2 separate regions of the Homo sapiens genome follow, and region 2 is linked to region 1. A link is a loop called in an ENCODE intact Hi-C map of the cell type or tissue named here. Cell type or tissue: PC-9. All regions are shown on one strand. Links, peaks and the distances in the headings refer to the core of each region. The heading gives the core; the rest is flanking DNA.

Evidence for each region. A loop is a pair of places that touch in the nucleus more often than their neighbours do. Peaks named below come from ENCODE experiments on the same cell type or tissue, not always from the same donor. Only the 100,000 strongest peaks of a DNase experiment are listed, where the experiment ranks them.
Region 2: a loop joins it to region 1, with 15 times the contacts of the local background. A loop is called at or near these places in 18 of 110 quality-filtered maps.

What each region holds. Positions count from the first base shown.
Region 1 is chr11:66,690,375-66,698,694 of GRCh38, reverse strand. SPTBN2 (spectrin beta, non-erythrocytic 2) reads left to right here. Exons shown (of 38, transcript NM_006946.4): 20 at 1-56; 21 at 2,155-2,418; 22 at 4,332-4,556; 23 at 4,834-4,923; 24 at 5,249-5,509; 25 at 5,595-5,725; 26 at 5,955-6,159; 27 at 7,037-7,411. Among named protein-coding and RNA genes, the nearest start is that of RBM4B, 17 kb to the right of the region's middle. RefSeq lists an enhancer at 3,378-3,878. In PC-9, for the core only: CTCF peaks have their summits at 3,601 and 3,800; a DNase peak (open chromatin) is centred at 3,774.
Region 2 is chr11:66,972,806-66,981,125 of GRCh38, reverse strand. C11orf86 (chromosome 11 open reading frame 86) reads right to left here and starts at 5,822. Exons shown (of 2, transcript NM_001353554.2): 1 at 5,488-5,822; 2 at 4,117-4,949. The coding sequence starts at 5,763. The coding sequence ends at 4,875. RefSeq lists an enhancer at 4,638-5,141. In PC-9, for the core only: CTCF peaks have their summits at 4,794 and 4,995 (motif pointing right); DNase peaks (open chromatin) are centred at 5,905 and 6,715; H3K27ac peaks cover 1,247 bases.

The DNA of each region.
Region 1 (8,320 bases), core at 258-8,257:
AGGCATTCATGGCCGAGCTGGCTGCCAACAAAGACTGGCTGGACAAGGTGGACAAGGTGAGCAGTGCTGTGGGGGCTGCCTCTGGGCAGAGTCCCCCATGGTACGGGGGAGGGCCTGGCTCCAGGACGTGGTTTTTGTCATGGTTAGAGATTGTGGGGTTCTGGTGCCACAGCTCCATGGTGGAAAGTTATGGCCTCTGGGAAACAAACGTCTTTGTTGGAGACAAAGAGTGGGACAGTGAGTCCAGAACCTTGATAAAGTACAAATTAGCAGGTAGCGAAACTGCAGCCTGGATTTAACGCCATAACTGTTCCTGAGTTCAAAGCAGGATGGTGCTCTTCAGCAGGCTCTGCAAACCTTGTCTGGAAAGGGCTTGGGCTGGATGGTCAATATCTGAGGCTTTGCAGTCCAAACAGTTTCTACTACAACTACTCATCTCTGTCGTTGTAGTGCAAAAGCAGCCTCAGAGAATAAGTGAATGAATGAACATGGCTGTTTCCCAATAAAACTTTATTTGTAAAAACAGGCAGTGGGCCAGATTACCCCGTGGGCTGTATGTAGTCTGCCAATCCTTATTTTCGAGTCTTGCCGTCCCTGGTTCTTGGTCTCCCACCCAGCTGTTCCTCAAGAGTCAAGGACAGATAAAGCTTTATATCTGCTCAGCAAGTATCCCTACAGAACATGGTACGTGCTCAACAGTCTGCGAGGCACTGCAGGGTCTACGAAAAGACACTTTCCTTTTCTCAAGGGCATGATGGTTGGGACAAAAGGAGACCAGTGTGCTTTCAAGTGTTTCCATTCGTTCAGCAAATATTTACTTGGTGCTACTATATCCAAAGCATTGTATTAGGCCCTGCGTGGGGTCCGAAAGGGATCCCATGGTAGGCTCCACCCTGAAGGAACAACACTGTAGCCAGGATATGAGGCATATATGCAGGTAGCTAAATCGAATCCAGAGCAGAATCTGATGAGTGCTGTGAGAGTGGCCCCGTTGAAGCCTGGGGAATAAGGAGAGAGGAGATATGGAAATTCTAGAAGCAGCAACATCCAGGGCAGTCCATGGAGGATGAGTAGAATTTGGACAAGTGGAGATATGGAGGAAAAGATGTTTCCAGGTAGAGAAAACCAAACAGAAAACCAGTGGTAGGCAGTGCCTGTTTGGGAGCAAGGGGGTGAGTGAGTCCAGCAGCAGCACAGAATGTGTGCAGGGCCCCATGGAAGAAGAGGTGGGAGAGAAGCCCCGGGAAGTCCTGACCACCACATGCGTGTGCTTCCAAGTGTTGATTGTGCTCAGGGTTGTGAAGCTACCCAGGCAGTGCTAGCCTTTGATGCTCTCCATCCTGACAGCCACAGCCACCTGCAAAATGGCCTGAAGGCAGTGTCTGGGTTTGTGTTCCCCTAGAAGCAGACCCTGAAACAGTGATTCTAGGGAGGTGTCCCCGGGAATGATCAGTAGGGGGGTGGAGCCATGAGAAGGGACAGAAGTCATGCCAGTTACCCCCATGGGCATCAGGAGCCCAACCCTCATGGGGCATTCTGCGGGGGTGTAGATGGAACACAGAACACAGCACTCTCACAGCCACGGCACAAGGATGCTGTGTGTTTATCCATCAGCTCCCTGTCTGTCACTGGTTGAGGGCTGCTTCTGGGCTTGTTAACTCTGTGGCTCTTCCAATTTGCCTTCCACACAGTTCAAGAGAGCACACTTCCCTCACCACCCCAGACACAGAAATCCTCAAGCAGAAAAGCTGGAAGTGGGGAAACCAGGTGGGACTCAACTTGCTATCACTGAAGTGAAGAGTAATGAGTTGAGAAATACAAAATGATGGCAAATAACTCAAGTCAATGTGCAGTGTGGTGCCAGAAACCACAGGCACCAAGGAACCCAAACTAAAGAGAGTGCAAGGGCTTCCTCGTTGAAATGCTGTTTGAGCTGGGTCTTGAAGGAGGAGTGGGGTTCATCAGCAGTGAGGGAACAGCAGTTTAGAAGGGATTTTAAACCTCCGTGAAGAGTGTGTCGATAAGAACACACAAGGACTTGGAATTATTGCCCACACTTCAGGTCTCTACTGCCCGTAAGGCCCCTGGTCTGCTCTCAGCCTCTAAAGTTCAGGCTAATTTGGGCACTTTGACATTTTCTGTCCTGCCTTCCAGGAAGGGCGAGAGCTCACCCTTGAGAAGCCAGAGCTGAAAGCCCTGGTGTCGGAGAAGCTGAGAGACCTGCACAGGCGCTGGGACGAGCTGGAGACCACCACCCAAGCCAAGGCCCGCAGCCTCTTTGATGCCAACCGAGCTGAGCTGTTTGCCCAGAGCTGCTGTGCCCTGGAGAGCTGGCTGGAGAGCCTGCAGGCCCAGCTGCACTCGGATGACTACGGCAAGGACCTCACCAGCGTCAACATCCTGCTCAAGAAGCAGCAGGTGTGCTGTGGGCCTTTGATGGGGATGGTGAACAGCAGAAGAAAGGGGCTGCAGCTTTCAAGATTTGGGAGGCCAGCTGAGGCCTGGCAGATAACACCTTCACTAGCATTTCCCAGAGTCATTTCTTTGGGCAGCCAGTATCAGAATCTCTAGGGATATGTCGCAGTCAGGGTTAGAGTTAGGAGACAGACCCCCTAATAATTTGACGATGAGAACTTCAGTAAAAAGAAATATTAATTAGGCCAGGCACAGTGGCTCATGCCTGTAATCTCAGCACTTTGGGAGGCCAAGGCAGGCAGGTCGCTTGAGGTCAGGAGTTCAAGACCAGCCTGGCCAACATGGTGAAACCCCGTCTCTACTAAAAATACAAAAATTAGCCAGGCGTGGTGGCGCACGCCTGTTATCCCAGCTACTTGGGAGGCTGAGGGCTGAGGGAGGAGGATAGCTTGAACCCAGGAGACAGAGGTTGCAGTGAGCCGTGATCATGCCATCGCACTCCAGCCTGGGCAAGCCTCTGTCTCAAAAAAAAAAACAGAAGTATAAATTAGTAAAAGGTGGTAAAGAGAACTCTATAGCAGGGGTCAGAAAACTTTTTTCAGTAAAGCACCAGATAGTAAATTTTTGGGGCTTCATGGGTCGTAAGGTCTATGTCACAGCCCTTCAACTCTGCCCTTGTAAGGAAAAGCAGCTGCGGATTATATGTAAAATAAGGGGTATGGCCAGGTGTGGTGGCTCACACATGTAATCCCAACACTTTGGGAGGCCGAGGTGGCCGGATCACTTGAGTCCAGGAGTTTTGAGACTAGCCTGGGCAACATGGCAAAACCCCATCTCTACAAAAACTACAAAAATTAGCTGGGCGTGGTGGTGGTGTGTGCCTGTAGTCCCAGCTACTCAGGAGGCTGAGGTGAGAAGATTGTTTGAGCCTGGAGAGTCGAGGCTGCAGTGGGCTGTGATCGTGCCACTGCACTGCAGCCTGGGTGGCAGAGCGAGACTTGTCTCAAAAAATTTTTTAAAAAGGGGTGCAGCTGTGGTCCAATAAAAACTTTATAAGGCTAGGCAGTGGGCTGGACTTGCTGGTCCCTGCTCTGAAGAATGCAGAATGGGAAGTGTAGGGAGCAGCTGACACCTCTGGGGTTGAGGAGTCCCCCAGGAAGGAGCAAGATGGCTGAGTCTCAGACCTCCTTGGAGAGGGCGGAGGCCCACTGAATGGCCTGGAAATTTGCTGGGGTATCACAGGCCAGAGCATGTCTGAAGCCAGCAAGCCAAGGCTGGCCAGCAGGAAGTGGCCACTAGAGTGCAGCAAAACTTGCCAGAGAGTAAGAGCCACCGGATCTCTTGCGCACTGTGGACAGTTTTGCTGTAGGAGGAAGAAAAGCACCTTGGAACCGTGGAATGCCCCACATCTGCTAGGCATTGTGGTGTCCCTCCAGCGCCCTCTGCTGACAAGGCCTAGATTGTGCCTGCTGGCAAAGGAGGAATGTTTCCAGGGGCCAGTTCCAGTGTCTCAAAGCAGGGCCACGATGGATTGGGGATGGAGAGACAATGAATTGATAATGGGCACAGTTATCACACTACCCTGGATTTTTTAATTTCAATCTTTTAGATTCGCGGGTGTGGGTGCAGGTTTGTTATAAGTTATATTGTGTGATGCTGAAGTTTGGGGTGTAATTGAACCCATCACCCATGTAGTGAGCACAGTACCCAATAGGGATTTTTTCAACCCCTGCCCTTGGATTCTTGTGCATATAAAGTTCGAGATCCACTGATCCAGCCCATGAGGGGATGCTCTCCCTGGGTGAGCTGCAGTGATGAGCAGCCACAGTGGGCTGGATAGAGACTGGTTGGTGTCTCTGCTGGGCATGAAGGCGGAAATGCAGAGCTAACATGTCCTTCCTCCTGGCGGTTTGCAGATGCTGGAATGGGAGATGGCTGTGAGAGAGAAGGAGGTGGAGGCAATCCAGGCCCAGGCCAAAGCACTGGCCCAGGAGGACCAGGGTGCAGGGGAGGTGGAGAGAACCTCGAGGGCCGTGGAGGAGAAGTTCAGGGCCTTGTGCCAGCCCATGCGGGAACGCTGCCGGCGCCTGCAGGCTTCTCGCGAGCAGCACCAGTTCCACCGCGATGTGGAAGATGAGATTGTGAGTCACTGGGGCCAAGGACGGCAAGCTGCCCCCAGCCATGTGGTTCTCCAGCCTCCCTCCTGGATGCCAGGGAGATGCCAGCAGGGCTCTATTCCCTCTTCTCTTTGGCATTGACCATCTCCCCTATAGGGAGACTTGGAGATGCCTCCCAGAACCAGAGATGACTGTTCCCCACACACAGGGCGGTAGCCCCAGGTGTCCCCACTCCCACTAATCAGTCCCTGCTGCTTGCCTTGCCCTCTGGGCCTCCACTGACCCCCTCTTCCTCTTCCAGTTGTGGGTGACAGAGCGGCTGCCCATGGCCAGCTCCATGGAGCATGGCAAGGACCTGCCCAGCGTCCAGCTTCTCATGAAGAAAAACCAGGTGAGGCAGAGGCTGAAGGCAAAAGAGAAGTTCCCAGGAGCCTGCCCAGACTTGGACGTGTTTTTTCTTAAGACCAGGCCCCCCTCGATGCTGAGTGTAACCCTGGACTTCAGTGGCTGTCTTTCCTCACCTTGGGAGGGTGGGTCCTCTCAGTAGGAGATAGTGGGGGCTGGGCGGCTGACGGGTGTTACCATCGCACCCCCAGGCTAGGAGAGGGAGCAGAGGACCCAGGAAGGAGAGAGGCACAGGGGTGAAGGGTGGTCTCCGGGAGCACGTGGGGCTGGGGCAGGACTTTCAGCATTTTCTCTTCTGTGGCCATGGGCAGACCCTGCAGAAAGAGATTCAGGGCCATGAGCCCCGGATCGCGGACCTGAGGGAGCGGCAGCGTGCTCTAGGTGCAGCAGCAGCAGGTCCAGAGCTGGCTGAGCTGCAGGAAATGTGGAAACGCCTGGGCCACGAGCTGGAACTTCGAGGGAAGCGACTGGAGGATGCCCTGCGAGCCCAGCAGTTCTACCGCGATGCCGCCGAGGCGGAGGCCTGGATGGGCGAGCAGGAATTACACATGATGGGCCAGGAGAAGGCCAAGGTGAGGGCCAGGACAGAGCCCAGTGTATGTGACCAGTTCTGCCCTCCCCTGACCTGATGCTGGATGCCACTGTCCCTTCCCCCAGGATGAGCTGAGTGCCCAGGCAGAGGTGAAGAAGCACCAGGTGCTGGAGCAAGCCCTGGCCGACTACGCGCAGACCATCCACCAGCTGGCGGCCAGCAGCCAGGACATGATTGACCACGAGCACCCAGAGAGGTGGGTGCAGCGGCAGCCCGGCCCAGCCTGGGGGTGGAGCCGGCTGCAGGAACAGGAAGGTGCAGGGAATGTGGAGCCTTCAGTGCTGTGTGCACGGAGCCTTCTAGAAAGCTGGAACACAGGGTGGGCGAGCTGTTGGGAGACTCAGAGGGACAGGGCTCCACAGAACAGACCGGAGGTCAGAGCTACACCCCTAAGTCCCACAGTGCCTCCCTCACTCTTCTTGCAGCACTCGGATATCCATCCGCCAAGCCCAGGTGGACAAGCTGTATGCCGGCCTGAAGGAGCTGGCTGGAGAGCGGCGGGAGCGCCTGCAGGAGCACCTCCGGCTGTGCCAGCTCCGCCGCGAGCTGGATGACCTGGAACAGTGGATCCAGGAGCGCGAGGTGGTGGCGGCCTCCCACGAGCTGGGCCAGGACTACGAGCATGTGACTGTGAGTGTAGGGAGGGCACCCAGCTCAGATCAACCGTGGGAAGAGTGGAGGACCCACAGGGAGACTAGGACCTAGTCCCAGGCAGAGCACTGAGGGGCTAAGGGGCAAGACCAGGCTGAGCAGGCACTGTCCTCCTGGTTTTGAGGTATATGATTTGAAGAGGCCGGGCATAGGCTCACACCTGTAATCCTAGCACCTTGGGAGGCTGAGATGGGAGGATTGCTTGAGTCCAGGAGTTCAAGACCAGCCTGGGCAACATAGTGAGACCCCCCATCTCTACAAAAAAAATTTTTTTTTATTAGCCAGGCACAGCCGTGCATGCCTGTAGGCCCAACTACTTAGGAGGCTGAGGTGGGAGGATCTCTTGAGCCTGGGAGGTCGACACTGCAGTGATTGCGCTAGTGCACTCCAGAGCAAGACCCTATCATCTCTAAATACATACACACACACACAATTTGAAGAATTGTACAGAAAGGGGACATGAAGCTGAGCTGAGACAAGGGCAAACAGGAAATTATCACTCACACTTTTCAACAGAATTCAACAAAACGGAGTATGATCCACCCCCCCGACAGTTTGGGGGCTTGGACCCTCAGTCGTACAGAAATATGGACCATAGTTAGGGTATCCTTGTCTGAAGCCTAAGGGTCCCAAGCACCTTGAAACGCCTTTGCTGGGGGTGGAGGGAGTCTGTCAAATACAGGGTCAGTGGGAAGCAGCTGCACCTACTCCTTAACCACAGGGAAGAAACCTGTCCCGGCCCCCATGCAGCGGGGAGAGGTGGGTTCTGAGTTTGGAGTGGAGGACTCGCTCCATCAGGCAGGGACCACATCCCCTAACATCACGGCATGGTCTGTCCATCTGCTTCCTCTACCAGATGCTCCGAGACAAATTCCGAGAGTTCTCCCGGGACACAAGCACCATCGGTCAGGAGCGCGTAGATAGCGCCAATGCGCTGGCCAATGGGCTCATTGCTGGGGGCCATGCTGCACGGGCCACCGTGGCCGAGTGGAAGGACAGTCTCAACGAGGCCTGGGCTGACCTGCTTGAGCTGCTGGACACACGGGGTCAGGTGCTGGCCGCGGCGTACGAGCTGCAGCGCTTCCTGCACGGGGCACGCCAAGCCCTGGCGCGGGTGCAGCACAAGCAGCAGCAGCTTCCGGACGGGACTGGCCGCGACCTCAACGCTGCCGAGGCCCTGCAGCGCCGACACTGTGCCTACGAGCATGACATTCAGGCCCTCAGCCCCCAGGTCTGACCCAAGCATGAGGAGGTGGGGGAGGCTTAGAGGAGGCCATGGGGGAAATGCCGGGGAGAGTTCCCAGGAGCTAGGGTAGAGCTCAGAAATGCTGGGAGGACGGCACTCTTTCGAGGGCCATTTCGAGATGAGGAAATTGCTCCAAGAAAACATCTCTGTTTGGCCAGGCGCGGTGGCTCTCGCCTGTAATCCCAGCACTTTGGGAGGCCGAGGAGGGCGGATCATCTGAGATTGGGAGTTCGAGACCAGCCTGACCAACATGGAGAAACCCCTTCTCTACTAAAAATACAAAATTAGCCAGGCATGGTGGCGCATGCCTGTAATCCTAGCTACTCAGGAGGCTGAGGCAGGAGAATCACTTGAACCCAGGAGGCGGAGGTTGCAGTGAGCTGAGATCCCTCCACTGCACTCCAGCCTGGGCAACAAGAGCGAAACTCCGTCTCAAAAAGAAAGAAAACATCTCTGGCAGGGGACATCTAGCCACTGCATTCACACTTTTGATGACAAGCCCCCTTGAGAGCCCATGATGTCTTCAGGGGTTCCCAGTGGCCAGGAGACTCTTCATGCTGCGCTAAATCAGCCTGTTAGTGCTTCCCAGGCTTGAGCTCTAGGCTCACACTCAGTAAGCATGGATCCTTCCTTCAACCACTAGAACCCATCAGCCCCTGCCTGAATCCCCTTTTCAGGCTAAGTAGCACGTTCTAGCAATCTCCAAGGTCTATCACATCCTAGACAGGCCTCTGAAAGTTCAACTGGCCAATGGCTCTTTTCCAGATCCTCCCCCAGTTAAGCCCAGGTGTCTAGATGAGACCCAACAGGGCAGAGTGTGGCCAGCCCCTGCCTTCATCTTTCCCAGCACCCCCACTCCCTGGCTCCTCCCCCTGCTTCTTTGGCTGTGAGACA
Region 2 (8,320 bases), core at 149-8,148, 280 kb before region 1:
CTGTATTCCCAGCTACTCTGGAGGCTGAGACAGGAGAATCGCTTGAGCCCAGGAGACGGAGGTTGTAGTGAGCCAAGATCGCACCACTACACTCCAGCCTGGCAACAGAGAGAGACTCCATCTCAAAAAAAAAAAAAGAGAGAAAGTTTGGCCAGGTGCAGTGGTTCATGCCTGTAAACCCAGCACTTTGGGAGGCTAAGATGGGAGGATTGCTTGAGAACAGAAGTTCAACACCAGCCTGGGCAACATGGCAAAACCCCACCTCTACAAAAAATACAAAAATTAGCCAGGTGGTAGTCCCAGCTACTTGGGGGGCTGAGGCAAGAGAATTGCTTGAACCTGGGGGGCTGAGGCTGCAGTGAGCCAAGACCGTGCCACTGCACTCTAGCCTGCGTGACAAAGTGAGACCTTGTCTCAAAAAAAAAAAAAAAATGCTGAGCGCAGTGGCTCAGCTTGTAATCCCAGCACTTTGGGAGGCCAAGGCAGGTAGATCACCTGAGGTCAAGAGTTTGAGACCAGCCTGGCCAACATGGTAAAACCCCATCTCTATTAAAAATACACATACACAAAAAAATTAGCTGAGCATGGTGGCGGGTGCCTGTAATTCCACCTACTCAAGAGGCTGAGGCAGGAGAATCCTTTGAACCCAGGAGGCAGAGGTTGCTGTGAGCTGAGATGGCACCACTGTACTCCAGCCTGGGTGACAGAGTGAGACTCCATCTCAAAAAATATATAAAAATAAAAATTAAAATAAAAAAATTAGCCAGGTGGCCAGGCGTGGTGGCTCACGCCTGTAATCCCAGCACTTTGGGAGGCCGAGGCGGGCAGATCATGAGGTCAGGAGATTGAGACCATCCTGGCTAACACGGTGAAACCCCATCTCTACTAAAAATACAAAAAATTAGCCGGGCATGGTGGCAGGCACCTGTAGTCCCAGCTACTCGGGAGGCTGAGGCAGGAGAATAGTGTGAACCCAGGAGGCGGAGCTTTCAGTGAGCCGAGATCATGCCACTGCACTCCAGCCTGGGCGGCAGAGGGAGACTCCGTGTCAAAAAAAGAAAAAAAGAAAAATCAGCCAGGCATGGTGGCACATGCTCGTAGTCCTAACTACTCAGGAGGCTGAGGTGTGAGGATCCCTTGAGCCCAGTAGTTCAAAGTTACACTTGAGCTATGGTCATGCTACTGCACTCCAGTCTGGGCGACAGAGAAAGATGCTTTGTGTAAAAAAAAAAATAAGAAGAGGGAAATTTGGTCACAGACACACAAGGAGAATGCCATGTGATGATGGAGGCATAGATTGGAATGATGCTTCCGAAAGCCAAGGAATACCAAGGATTGCCAGCAACCACAGGAAGCTAGGAAGAGGCAGGAAGAATTCTTCCCTAGAACCTTCAGAAGTAGTGCAGCACTGCCAACAACTTGATTTTGGACTTGTGAACTCCAGAAGTATTAGAGAACAAATTTCTGTTGTTTTAAGCCACCCAGTTTGTGATAATTTGTTTTGGCAGTCCTAGGAATGTAACACACCCTAAACCTAGAGGTGTAAAGCAAAAAGGGTTTCTTAGATCTCAATTCCATGGGTTGGCTGGGCTCAGTTGGGTGGTTCTTCTGCTCCATGTGGTGTCAGCTGGGGTGAGCCAGGCTGCAGTCAGCTAGGAGCTGGGCTGGGGGCTCACTTACATGACAGGCAGTTGGTTCTGGCTGTTGGCTGGGGTACCTTGGTTCTCTTCCATGTGGCCCTTGACCTCCACATGGCCTTCCTATCAGGATGGCCCAGAGTTCTTTTTTTTCAATCTTTTTTTTTTTTTTTTTTTTTGAGATGAAGTTTTGCTCTTGTAGCCAGGCTGGAGTGCAATGGCACGATCTTGGCTCACTGCCACCTCCGCCTCCCAGGTTCAAGTGATTCTCCTGCCTCAGCCTCCCGAGTAGCTGGGATTACAGGCTTGCGCCACCATGTGCGGCTAATTTTTGTATTTTTAGTAGAGATGGGGTTTCACCATGTGGGCCAGGCTAGCCTCAAACTCCTGACCTCAGGCGATCCACCTGCTGGGATTACAGGTGTGAGCCACCGTGCCTGGCAGGATGGCCCAGAGTTCTTTATACGGCATCTGGCTTCTAGAGGTAGAAACAGAGGACAGCGAAAACAGAAGCTGCAAGGCCTATTGAGGCCTAGGTGGCAAAGTCCCAGAACATTATTTCCAATGCATTCTATTGGCCAAAGCAGGTCACACGGCCCATCTAGAGTCAAGGAAAGGGAAAATATATCCCACTTTTTTTTTTTAAGAGATGGGATCTTGCTGTCTAGTCCAGACTGTAGTACAGTGGCACAATCACATCTCACTGCATCCCGGAACTCCTGGGCTCCAGAGATCCTCCTACCTTGGCCCCCCATAGACTCCACTCTAGATGAGAGGTGTGACAAGACAATGCATGGGGGAGATGTGATGGGAGAGACGGTTATGGACATCTTTGGAAGCAACCTACCTACCAGAGTGTGTGAATGTTTGGGGGAGGCCTCAGCCAAGGACCCCAGAGATGTGGTCCCTGTTGATGGGGTTGCTGACAAGGCTAGAATTCCTCTGTCTGAACAGGACCCCCCCAAACCCATGAGACTCAGGCTCAGTTCAGCCATCAACTCACTGGGTGACCTTGGGCCAGTCCCTCATTCACTGAATGATAATTCATTAAACACCTACTATGTGCCAGGCCCAGAGCTAGGCACTGGGGTCCTGGTAGTGAACAGACCAGGTTTCCGTGGAACTTTCAGTGTAATGGAAGAAAAAAGCCAGGCACTGTGGGTCATGTCTGTAATCCCAGCACTTTGTGAGGCCAAGGAGGGCGGATCACCTGAGGTCAGGAGTTTGAGACCAGCTTGGCCAACATGATGAAACCCCATTTCTACTAAAAATAGAAAAATTAGCCAGGAGTGATGGCAGGCGCCTGTAATCCCAGCTACTTGGATGAAGCAGGAGAATACAGGCTGAGGCAGGAGAATTGCTTGAACCCGGGAGGCGGACGTTGCAGTGAGCCAAGATCATGCCACTGCACTCCAATCTGGGTGACAGAGCAAGACTCCATCTCAAAAAAAAGCACATAACTAGACAAAAAAAAAAAAAAAAAAGAGAGAGAAAGAGAAAGAAAGAAAAAGAAAGAAAGAAAGGAAAATAAAAAAGCACATAACTAGACTAACTGGTCAGTGTGACAATTAGAACTGCTGGGAGTTGGGCTAGAGATTCTCTGAGGATAAAGAGGCTGGGACAAACTTGGAGGGCAGCGTCCTGGAGGATGAGAAGTCCTGCCCCATTCTGGGCGCCATTTTCCTCCTCCAGACATTGAGGAGGAACATTGAGAGGTCCTCCTCCAGACACTGAGAGGTGGGTCAGAGCTGTGAATTTCAATTCTGTTCCCTGGAGTCCTGGGGTTCCCCAGAGGCACCTCAGGTACTACTGCAGAAGAAGCTGAGAAGGGTATCTGAAGCATAAGACCGGCCGGGCTCAAGGCTTCTGGTGGGCTCCTACCATCTAGCTTCCCAGCCAGGCACCCTAGGCTTCCTGGAAGAAAATTTTCCCAGCTCCCCCCTTGTTTCTGAATGGCCCTGATGGGGCCTGGTCTCTGGGGAAACGGAAGCCTCCCCTCTGTCCACTGGACAACACCCCCCGGAACAGATCCTGGACCAGGATACTTAGCTGCTCCCTCACCTTTGTCCTTGGGCCTGCTTGAGCCTGGAGAGCCCCAGGGGCCCTGCAAAAAGTGCCAGTGTCTCTCGAAGAGCTCAGGCTTTTTGGGGTCAGACCCTCTCCTTCTGTGTGGCCCTTGCCTCTCTAAGCCTCAGAAGGAGCCCCACCTCAGTGGGGTGGGCACAGAGGCAGGACACTGAGAGCCAGGTCCTCTGAAGCTGGCCTTGAGGTCAGCACAGGGTGGGCACAATCCCTCTGGGGAGAAAGGTCCAGAGAAGTGGCAGGAAAGGCCCAGCCTGGTGGGGGATCCAGCCCGCCCCGGGCCCTGGTGCCCCTGCCCAAGCATTCTGGGATGCTTTGGGCTTAGCCTGCCTCACAGGGGTCAGCAGGGGTGGGGGGGTGGGGGTCTGAGCCAGCGAGTTAGTCACCAGGCAAATCGTTGACTTTTTCTCAGCATCTTTATTACTGTGTTCGACTCCAGTGCTGGACACTGGATGGGGTGGGGTGGGGTCGGAGATGTCAAAACCAAGAAATCCCTTCCCCACTCTGGGCCTCAGTTTCCCCCTCTGTCACACAGGGAGGAAGACTTCCTCTGCTTCCTTCATCAGGACACCGTGAGGTTCAAAGGTTTTCAGCACAGAGTGCTCAGCCAGGAGGGCCACCCAGCTGTGGTCCTTGCCCCAGAGGGCTCACCATCTGGGAGGGAGACCTGCGCCCTGGCCCACCATCAGCAACTGACAAGAAGGGCAGTTGGGTCATGGCCCAGTGACCAGGCAACGTCCGTGAGCCTCTCGGCCATGGGTCTGGCTTCATCAAGCTCCGTCCTGGAAGTTGACAGCTGGTCGTGTGGGGCAGGAGCGTCCACAGCCCCCATTCCGGGCAGGCTTCTTCTAAACCTTCATAGAATCATAGTCCAAGGCCCCTACCCAAGCCCAGAGGGCAGACAGCTGAGCCCCCTTCTTTTTGACCCTGCTGGGATCTTCAAAGAGAGCTAGTGCTGGAGTGGAAGGGCCAGAGCTAAGAGTGGCAGCCACGTGGCGACTCCAGTGAGCTGGTGGCAGAAGCCTCCTAGGGCCACCCAGCCAAAGTCCAGAGAGCTGTGAAGAGGTAGGTCAGCAGACACGGTGGGCTGGTCCAGGCACAGCAAGGGGGCCACGATGGCTTCCAGCATCTTTAGCTGATGGTGCCCAGTGTGGGCTACGGGGAGGCCGGCTGACTCAGAGTCACGCTGGGGAAGATGGCGACAAAGCTCTCCCACCTTCTTCTTACCTGCTGGAAGACAGAGGTGGGGGAGGTCCCATGGGCTGAGTGGTGGGCTTAGATGTTGTTCCACCCATAGCCACGAGGTGGGGGTAGACCCCAGGTAGAGAAGCACTGCTCATTGGAGACCCTGTCTCTTAGAGGAGGGAGCCTGCAGCCCCCCACAAAGGGGTCCAGATCTCCCCTTTTTCTCTGGGGTGAGAGGGTCACACAGTGTACTTCCCAGGAAGTTGCACTGGCTGATCTCCTTGCCTCCTGCTCTATTCCCCCATCCAGCATACTATCAATCAGCTAAAAACAGCGCTTACCATATCACCCTCCTCCTCTAAAACCTTCAGTGGCTCCCCAGTGCCTGTGGGATAAATCCCAAATGCCTTCAGGGCCCTCTGAAACGTGGCTCTGGGGTGTCTCTCTCTGCACCCTCATCTCCAGGCAGCTCGGTTGTCATCTTGGTACACAGCCTGGGCTGGCTCTGTCTCTGAACCTTTCCTGCCCTGGAATCCCTGCCCACCTGCTGTGGTACCCTCCATCCTTCAGCCCACAGCCATACCTGTTGGTACCGCCTCAGCCACCACCGGCTGCCTCTTCGCTGGGCTTGGATCAGCTGCTCTGTGTCCCCCAGGCTCCCCGGCACCCGCTCCTGGGCAGTGGCATCTGGCCCTTCTGTGCCTCTCTCGAGGCCCTGGGACCTGGACTTCTCTTGCCCCTGTCTGAGGCTTAGCGCCCTGCGGAGTTGGCCCTCCTGGGGCCTCCCCCAGGGCTCCTGCAGCTTTCCATAGGAGGGTCGGGGCTCTCGCAAGGACTGACTTCGCAGCCCTGTTCCCATGGCTCCGGAGGCTGCAGGCACAGGACTGCTCCGGCCCCTCAGCAAGACACTGGCCCTCTGAGGTGGCCCAGTGCCTCCACCCATCTGACAAGAGATCACTGGGGGCAAAGGTTGGTGCTGCCAAGGTGGCTTTCATAAATCAAAGGGCAGGCCACAGGGCCAAGCATCCCTGAGTCACCTCACCACTGCCTCCCCACCTTCTGGGTCAAGGAGTGAAGGCCAAGGGGAGGAAATTGCCACTCCCTCCTTCACCTATCCTTCCCCCCTCCCCCTCCCCTCCCCCTCCCCTCCTCTCCCCCCTCCCTCCTCCCCCATCCTCCCCCCTCCTTCTCCCCTCCCCTCCCCCTTCCTTCCCCTCCCCTCTCCCTCCCCCCTCCTCCTTCTCCTCCTTCTCCTCTAGGCAGCTTCCCTGACTACCTCATCCCTGAAGAGTTTGTTCTCCTCTGAATCTCTATGGCCCCGGCATCCATTGACACTGAGCACCATGGCTTAACAACCAAACAGAGACAGCCTTTTAAGAATTGGGCCAGGCCCGGTGGCTCACGCCTGTAATCCTAGCACTTTGAGAGGCCGAGGCAGGCAGATTGCCTGAGATCAGGAGTTCCAGACCAGCCTTGCCAACATGGTAAAACCCCGTCTCTACTAAAAATACAAAAAATTAGCTGGGCATGGTGGCGGGCGCCTGTAATCCCAGCTACTCAGGAGGCTGAGGCAGGAGAATCACTTGAACCCAGAAGGCGGAGGTTGCAGTGAGCCGAGATTGTGCCACTGCACCCAACCTGGGTGACAGAGCAAGACTGCGTCTCAAAAAGAAATATATTTTTCAAAAAAGCATCAGTATGGCTCCAAGCTAGAACAATCACATTCACAAAGACAGCAAGGAGGATGGCCGTTGCCAGGCACTGGGGGAGGGAGGAATGAAGAATTTAATGGCTGTAAATTTTCAGATTTCATAAGATGAAGAGTTCCAGAGATTGGTTGCACAACAATGGTTGAAATGGTAAACTTTATGGTATATGTGTTATACAATACTGGAGAATTTCTTTTTTTTTTTTTTTTTTTTTAAGAAACAGAAGGAAACAGGACGGCTCCAGGCTAGGAGTCAGGAGGCCTGGATTTTTTCCAGGCCCAGCGCTGCCCCTAATGTCCCAGCAGCACAGCACTATCCTTGAGCACTCAAGCTCTGAGGACCAACTGCCTCTGGGTAAACTGTAGCTTCATTCCTTGCAGCCTTGTGACCTTGGGCACATTTTTCTCCTTCATTCGTAAGAGGGACAAATAACTTGGGTAATTGTTGTGCGTATTAAATGTGGTCCACAGGGCTTGGCACACAGCAAGCCCTCGAACAAAGTGAGTTGGTGGTTGTATTTGTCCGTTCTCCTGCTGCTATAAAGAAAGACCTGAGGCTGGGAGCAGTGGCTCATGCCTGTAATCCTAGCACTTTGGGAGGCTGAGGCGGGTAGATCACTTGAGGTCAGAAGTTCAAGACCAGCCTGGCCAATATGGTGAAACCCCTTCTCTACTAAAAATACAAAAATTAGGCCAGGTTGCAGTGGCTCACAACTGTAATCCCAGCACTTTGGGAGGCTGAGGCAGGTGGATCACAAGGTCAGGAGTTTGAGACCAGCCTGGCCAACATGGTGAAACCCCGTCTCTACTGAAAAAATACAAAGATTAGGCAGGCATGGTGGCGTGTGCCTGTAATCCCAGCTACTCGGGAGGCTGAGGCAGGAGAATTGCTTGAACCCAGGAGGCAGAGGTTGCAGTGAGCCGAGATCGTGCCACTGCACTCCAGCCTGGGCAACAGAGCAAGACTCCGTCTCAAAACAAAACAAAACAAAACAAAAAATTATCCAGGTGTAGTGGTGGGCAACTGTAATCCCAGCTACTCGGGAGGCTGAGGCAGGAGAATCGCTTGAACCCAGGAGGCGGAGGTTGTAGTGAGCTAAGATTGCGCCACTGCACCCCAGCCTGGGCAACAGAGAGAGAATCTGTCTCAAAAAATAATAATAATAAAAATAAGAAATACCTGAGACTGGGTAATTTATAAAGACAAAAAGTTTAATTGGCTCATGGTTCTGCAGGCTGTACAGGAAGCATAGCAGCTTCTGCTGCTGGGGAGGCCTCAGGAAGCTTCCAACCGTGGTGGAAGGCAAAGCGGGGATGAGGCATCTTACATGATAGGAGCAGGAGAAAGAGAGAGCGTGGCGGGAGGTGCTGTACACTTTTTTTTGAGACAGAGTCTCAGTCTGTCGCCCAGGCTGGAGTGCAGTGGCGCGATCTTGGTTCACTGCAACCTCCGCCTCCCGGGTTCAAGTGATTCTCGTGCCTCAGCCTCCTGAGTAGCTGGGACTATAGGTGCCTGCCACCACGCCCAGTTAATTTTTTGTATTTTTGGTGGAGACAGGATCTTGCTATATTTCCCAGTCTGGCCTTGAACTCCTGGGCTCAAGTGATCTGCCCACCTCAGTCTCCCAAAGTGTTTGGAATAAAGGCGTGAGCCACTGTGCTCAGCCTACACACTTTGAAACAACCAGATCTCACAAGAACTCACTAT